2 separate regions of the Homo sapiens genome follow, and region 1 is linked to region 2. The links are chromatin contacts, found by Hi-C in ENCODE. All regions are on one chromosome and are shown on one strand. Each heading gives the region's core, a stretch centred on a gene start or an enhancer-like site at or near the end of the contact. The rest is flanking DNA. Distances are from core to core; before and after follow the strand shown.

What was found. Hi-C counts contacts between places; a loop is a spot of excess contacts on that map. Pooled maps may share reads with other maps.
Region 1: a loop to region 2 is called in a map with no recorded cell type, with 8 times the contacts of the local background. The contact joins two enhancer-like sites. A Hi-C loop is called at or near these places in 4 of 37 single-sample maps with no recorded cell type and 4 of 50 pooled maps.

The regions. Positions count from the first base shown.
Region 1 is chr4:104,965,175-104,968,440 of GRCh38, reverse strand. No RefSeq gene overlaps it. Among named protein-coding and RNA genes, the nearest start is that of TET2, 180 kb to the left of the region's middle. Within about 2 kb of position 1,625, at least 11 of the 41 ENCODE cell types and tissues checked have a DNase peak (open chromatin) inside an H3K27ac peak, as active enhancers do.
Region 2 is chr4:105,593,096-105,596,102 of GRCh38, reverse strand. All of the region lies in intron 2 of ARHGEF38 (Rho guanine nucleotide exchange factor 38), which reads right to left. Among named protein-coding and RNA genes, the nearest start is that of ARHGEF38-IT1, 33 kb to the right of the region's middle. Within about 2 kb of position 1,287, at least 3 of the 41 ENCODE cell types and tissues checked have a DNase peak (open chromatin) inside an H3K27ac peak, as active enhancers do.

The sequences.
Region 1 (3,266 bases), core at 376-2,875, 630 kb after region 2:
TAAGTTGACTTAATTTATTCTATAGAACAAGTTCTATAATCTTATATTATTGAAATTTTCTTGGACTTAGTTTCCTCATCTTATTACATACTATTCCCTATGTAAATGTAATCATTGTCCAGCAGAACATAAAAAAAAGTGTTGAATATTTTACATGTACTGAGTTTAAGGGGGGAAAAAGAATGATTTTAACTAAGGTAAGTTGTTTAGGGAAGGCAGGAGAATGACTAGGTTCATTGATTTTCCAATATCATAACTTTATCTGTACATATGATAATTTTATTGGATTATGTCTACCCAAATTCACAGCTGAGAAAATATTTCAGATTAATATCAGATATTATTCAGGGCAATTGGACAGAAGCACACTTATTCATCTTGATGGAAAAAATGAATTTAAGGGGGCCTCTTCTCTTGGAAGTTTATTCGTTTTCTATCCAGTGTGAATTAATCAGAATAAAACTTTTAAAAAATCTGAAAAAAATGTTTAAACTCTTTTTAAATATATATTTGATTTTTAAAATTTGCAAATGGGTAAATATTTTTAATTTTTAATTTTTTTTTTTTTTTTGAGACGGAGTTTCCCTCTTTTGCCCAGGCTGGAGTGCAGTGGCAGGATTTTGGCTCACTGCAACCTCTGCCCCCCAGGTTCAAGTGATTCTCCTACCTCAGCCTCCTGAGTAGCTGGGATTATAGGCACCTGCCACCACGCCCAGCTAATTTTTATATCTTTAGTAGAGACGAGGTTTTTGCCATGTTGCCCAGGCTGGTCTCAGACTCCTGACCTCAGGTGATCCACCTGCCTCGGCCTTCCAAAGTGCTAGGATTACAGGTGTGAGCAACCTCACCTGGCCTATTTTTATTTATTTTTTTAACATTTATTTTAAGTTCAGGGGTACATGTGCAGGTTTGTTACCTAGGTAAACTTGTACTTTTTAACTTTGAGGAACCGTTTTCCATAATGGCTATACTAATTTACATTCCCACCAACAGTGTACAAAGTTTCCTCTTCCACTGACATCCTGCGTGGTCTGTGTTCTTTGAATGGAGACCAGGGACCAGGAACTAGTCTGCAGTGAGCAGGGTGTGAGGCCAAGGCACAAATCACGTGTGTGTTTATATCTGTATAACAAGAAAATGTGCCGCAGGCAGTTTTAACTTGTCTAGTCCCTTTCTTTACTCTTGAAAAACCAGTCCTAGAGTACTTTGGGGAAGAAGCCCAGAGTGGCAATTAATGTTATTCACCCTCCTCCCACTCTGTAAATATGGGCTTTTCCCATGGTTAAGCAGAGGCTGTTTATTAATTTTTTCCTGTACTTTCTCCCTCAGTGATCTCCTGCACTCGTGTGTCCCCATGAATGTGCCCAGCTGTGTGTTAGTCCAGTAATTGCTGTGCTTTAAAGCATCTTTTCTTCTCCCCCTTGAATTAAATCTGTCAATTGTGAACCAGTAAACCAGTTTTCTCAAGAATTTTCAGTGGTTTCTTATAAAATTAGGCCACCAGTACTTTCACTCTTTGTCAATCAAAAGGAGGAAATTCAAGCGAAGTCAAGGTGCATATGTTAGTGAAAACTGAACTCCGGATTGGATGTCAGGTTCTTGTTTCAGCTCTGCCTTTAACAAGCTGGGTGGTGTTGTGCAACTTAGTTTCCTTATTACTAGCATGGAGGGGTGGGACTAGAAGACTTCTAGTTTCCTCCCAGCTCAATGAAAGCAAAGAATGCTTTCTTCTTAAGTTTTATTAGTGTTTCTCAGTATTTCTTTAACCTTCCGTGGATGAACTGCCTGATACACTGGAAGTGCACAAATAGATTTAAAAGTTTCACTTATGAGGTAGGTAATTAGGTTTTATCCAGTTGCTTACAGCATGCTAGGTATTGAGGGGAAAGTTAACTAGTTTTATCAGCCCCTGGTTTGAGTAAGTAGTAGTCAGTGTTTTGAGGAGTTGGGACTAGAAGAAAGAAAGGAGATTTGTTAAAAAATAAAGGTGGGCTGCTGTGTACCTAAGCAAGGACATCAACCTTCAGTTATCAAACAATAATAATTCACAGAATGGTTTTCAGAAAATCTAAACATAGCAATTAAAAATTTCAAGCTGAGATTTGAAGAAATCTGGAAGTTTATCCTTCTGTCTCAGGAAGATTTTATATTTCTGTTTTAGCATTTGAAACTCCAGCTCCTGCCGAATGCTTCTGGTTTCAGAGAGCTCACAATATTATAAGTCCAACTGTTTTGTTTCCAGTGTTGATACACTTTACATGGGTACTGTGTTTTCCAGAGAGTGGAAAAGCACTTTGATTATATACAATACTCATGTGTGTATGATGGGAAAAGATAGTCACTCTATTTTCTTTTTTAGGGGAAGATTAACATTCAACTAAAGGATACTCTGAATGATCATTCTACTTGTGCATCTGACAGGTTAGAAACAGACTGCGAGATTACAATATATTACTACTAATTATTTCTCATATTTTCAACCTTGATATGAGCTATTTTATGATAAGCCCTTGTCTCCAGGAACCTGGAAGTTTCAAGAGCTCTAAAACAATCATTCATAGCAGACTTCTTTACCGTGAGGCTATTCCTGTGTTCATGTTAAGATCACATCATTCTGAGGAACATGGCTCAAAAGAATTAATTTCAAGAATAAGTAACATTGTCTAACATTCTGGCCGTAGAAGTGTTTTCTCTTCCTATATCATGTTTTCCACTTGCGAGGAAAATTTTTAATGAAAAACACTTTGGCAGCAAAAAGAACAAAGCTGGAGGCATTGTACTACTTGCCTTCAAAATAGTATAGTAATCAAAACAGCATGATACTGGCATAAAAACAGACACATAAACCAATGGAACAGAGTAGAGAGCCCAGAAATAAATCCACATATATATGGCCGTTTGATTTTTGACAAAGATGCCAAGAAAACACAGTGGGAAAAGGTCAGTCTCTTCAATAGATAGTGTTGACAAAACTGTGTATCTACGTGCAGAATAAAAATGGTCCCTTTTCTCACCATATACAAAAGTCAACTCAAAATGGATTAAAGATTTAGATGTAAGATATGAACATGTAATAATACTAGCAGAAAACATAGGGGAAAACTCTATGACATTGGCCTGGGTAATGATTTTTTTAATATGACCCAAAAGCATAGGCAAGGAAAGCAATAATAGACAAATGGGATTATACCAAACTAAAAAGCTTCTGCATAGCTAAGGAAACAACAGAGGGAAGAGACAATCAGTGAAATAGGAGAAAATATTTG
Region 2 (3,007 bases), core at 38-2,537:
AGGCACCATTTTACATTCAAGGACTCTGAATTGAGAGAGAGCATGAACATCAAATTTATGGTCCCTTATTTTAATAAGTTTTTTTAAATTTTCAATTTCATATTTGTTATTTGTGGCTGAAAATAAAATGTGTAAATATATAGTTGTCATCAGGGGAAAATATTCCATAATGGCATACAGTCAACCCTCTGAATCCTTGAGTTCCATGTCTATGGAATCAGTCCTCTGTGGATCAAGAATATTTTTTAAAATGCATCTGTATTGAACAGACTCTCTTTCTTATCATTATTCCCTAAACAATATAGTATAACAACAATTTAGATGGCATTTACATTGTATTAGGTACCATAAATAATCTAGAGATGATTTAAAGTATACAGTAGGATGTGTGTAGGTTATGTGTAAATGTAACCATTGCATTTTACGTCAGACACTTAAGCTTCCATGTATTTTGGTATTCTTGGTGGATCCTGGAGCCAGTGCCCCGTAGATACTGAGGGACAACTGTGTATGGTATAATTCCTATTCCAGAAAATATTTCAGTATGTTTGTATAAACAATAAGCCAAAATAATTATTGTGCTTATTTCTAAGTGGCAAGACTACAGGTGATTATTTTCCTCTATATATTTTTTCTAGTGAAAATTATTTATATAATGTTGCCATATAGTATATCAAAATTTTAACAGAAAATTCCAACTGAATTCCTGTCAATACAAAATTATATATATTTTAAACCATTTTTTAGAAAACACAAATTTTTGAGCATAAGGCACATGATTAAACCAAATATGAGTAAATTCAAAATAAATACACATAACTTTCTTGTTATAGAAATAAAATCTACCAAGTGTGCATTCAAACACATACACTTGAAATATCATTGGATGGGTAAAAAGATGCTGGTAATGGAGTTTGCCTCTAGGGGAGGAAACCGAGTAGCTGAGGAATTCTATAGCCCCCTTGAGATCTTTGGTAGATTTGCACTATGTGAATTTTAGCAACTGAAAATAATTAAAAAACAAAGAAAAATAAAAATAAGTACAGTACTCAAATTCCTCCAGCTATTCCTTTCAATCACTTTTTGCCCTTTCCATTGTTAGATTAGTCTACTCTAGTTTGATTTACTTTGACTTATAGCCAAAAACATAGAGTATCTCTCACTGCCCTGTTTGGATAATAAATAACTAGAACCTGTTTTCCCACTAAATGTTTCAACACTAACTGATGTGGATAACGTTTGCCTTCTTTGCAAAACCTCTCACAGTGCTGCTATTAAAGAAGATGTGTAACTGCTGAGTTTGATGTATTATCAGTTCGGTAAAGGTCTGACATAGAAAAGCCTTGAAGTTAAGATTAAAGTTTACAGCACGATTGTCACAGAACAGTTGTCAGTCAAGGGCTAGATCTAATCACTCATTTGTACACTGATTCACTCATACAAGGTGACTCAGTTAAGCCAGGAACTTCTGGTACTTTCCTCAGTTTTCAACTTCCTTCATCCAATTTTCACTTAAATAAAATGACTTGTTTTGTTTTGTTTTTACTGGGAGTGGTCTGAGTTTGATTTTGTATAGAGAAAAGATGATGAATCCGATGATACCCAAATTCTCTCCTAGCTTAACCTGTAGTTGTAAAATATTTATGTTGCCCCAGGTTTAGCTAAGCTTGGTTTACAGATTATTGCTATAGTTATCTGAAAACTGTATGTGTTAATCTACACATTTTGACAGTGATGACAGGTGGTTTGTGCTCAAAGACACTGGTAGTTAAATGTCCAGAAGGGAAGTGAGAACAGGAAAGAACTAACGAACATTGAAAAGGTAGTGAACTGAATGAACTGGTGGTGTCAACTAACTACCTCAGCACTCATATAAACGCTGATAAGAGTCATATGAGTACCCGAACATTTATTTACTTAATCAAAGGTTAAAAGTTTTGAGAAGTGGGAAAAAGGCAGATCTGACATGAGAATTCTGAGAACCTTAAGAGAATTGCTATTACCTTAGTGGAGAGAACTAATAGAATGAAATTAAAGTCCACAATGAGGAAGGCAGAGAGCAGACAGCATTGAAAGATAGCTAAATAACAAGGTCAAAGTGTGAAAAATCAACAACCTATAAACAATTCAAATAAAACAACCTAGAAAATGTGAGTTAGAATTTTGAGAATTGTAATTCACAGTATTGAGAGCAAAAGCCAAATGTGCCAAATAAACGACCATAAATGTTACCATAATGGAAAAGTTTTACCTGGCATGGTCTAAGACACCAATTCTGAGAACTGCTTATAAGAGTTTCATAGGAAGCCAAAAACAAGTAAAGAAAAATAACAAAAAGTAAAAGCACAAAAAAGAATTGGAGAAAATATATAAGAATACAGCTATCAATGACATTCATTTTAGCGGGGCTAGTTTGACTCACCAATGTAGCAGATTATTTAAATTGGCAACATTTTCATATAAGGTAAACTTAGTCCATTTGATACAAATGTGGACTAAGAATTCAAAGAAAGACTTTTCTTGTATATTTGATGTTTTTGTCTGTCTGTTTATTTGTTTCTTCTGGAGACAGGGTCTTGCTCTGTCTCTCAGGCTGCAGTACAGTGGCGTGATCATGGCTCACTGCAGCCTCAACCTCCTGGGCTCAAGTGATCCTCCCACCTCAGCCTCCTGAGTAGCCTGGACTACAGAAGCAAGCCACTACACTTGGCTGTTTTTTTTTAAATAGGGATGAGGTCTCCCTATGCTGCCCAGGCTGGTCTCGAACTCCTGGCCTCAAGCAATCCTCCTGGTTGTGCTGATCTTTCCAAAGTGCTGGGATTACAGGTGTGAGCCACTGCAACTGGGCGTGTTTTTTACTGTTTTTTATATTGATCATTAGCCAATCGCAGGGACAGATTTTTGATAAATTGTGCTTATTTTGAAACATGTTTTAGTCACAAATGTTCTTATACCTAGTAAATATTTTATATTTAATTTTAAAATAGACAATGAATATAGATGATTC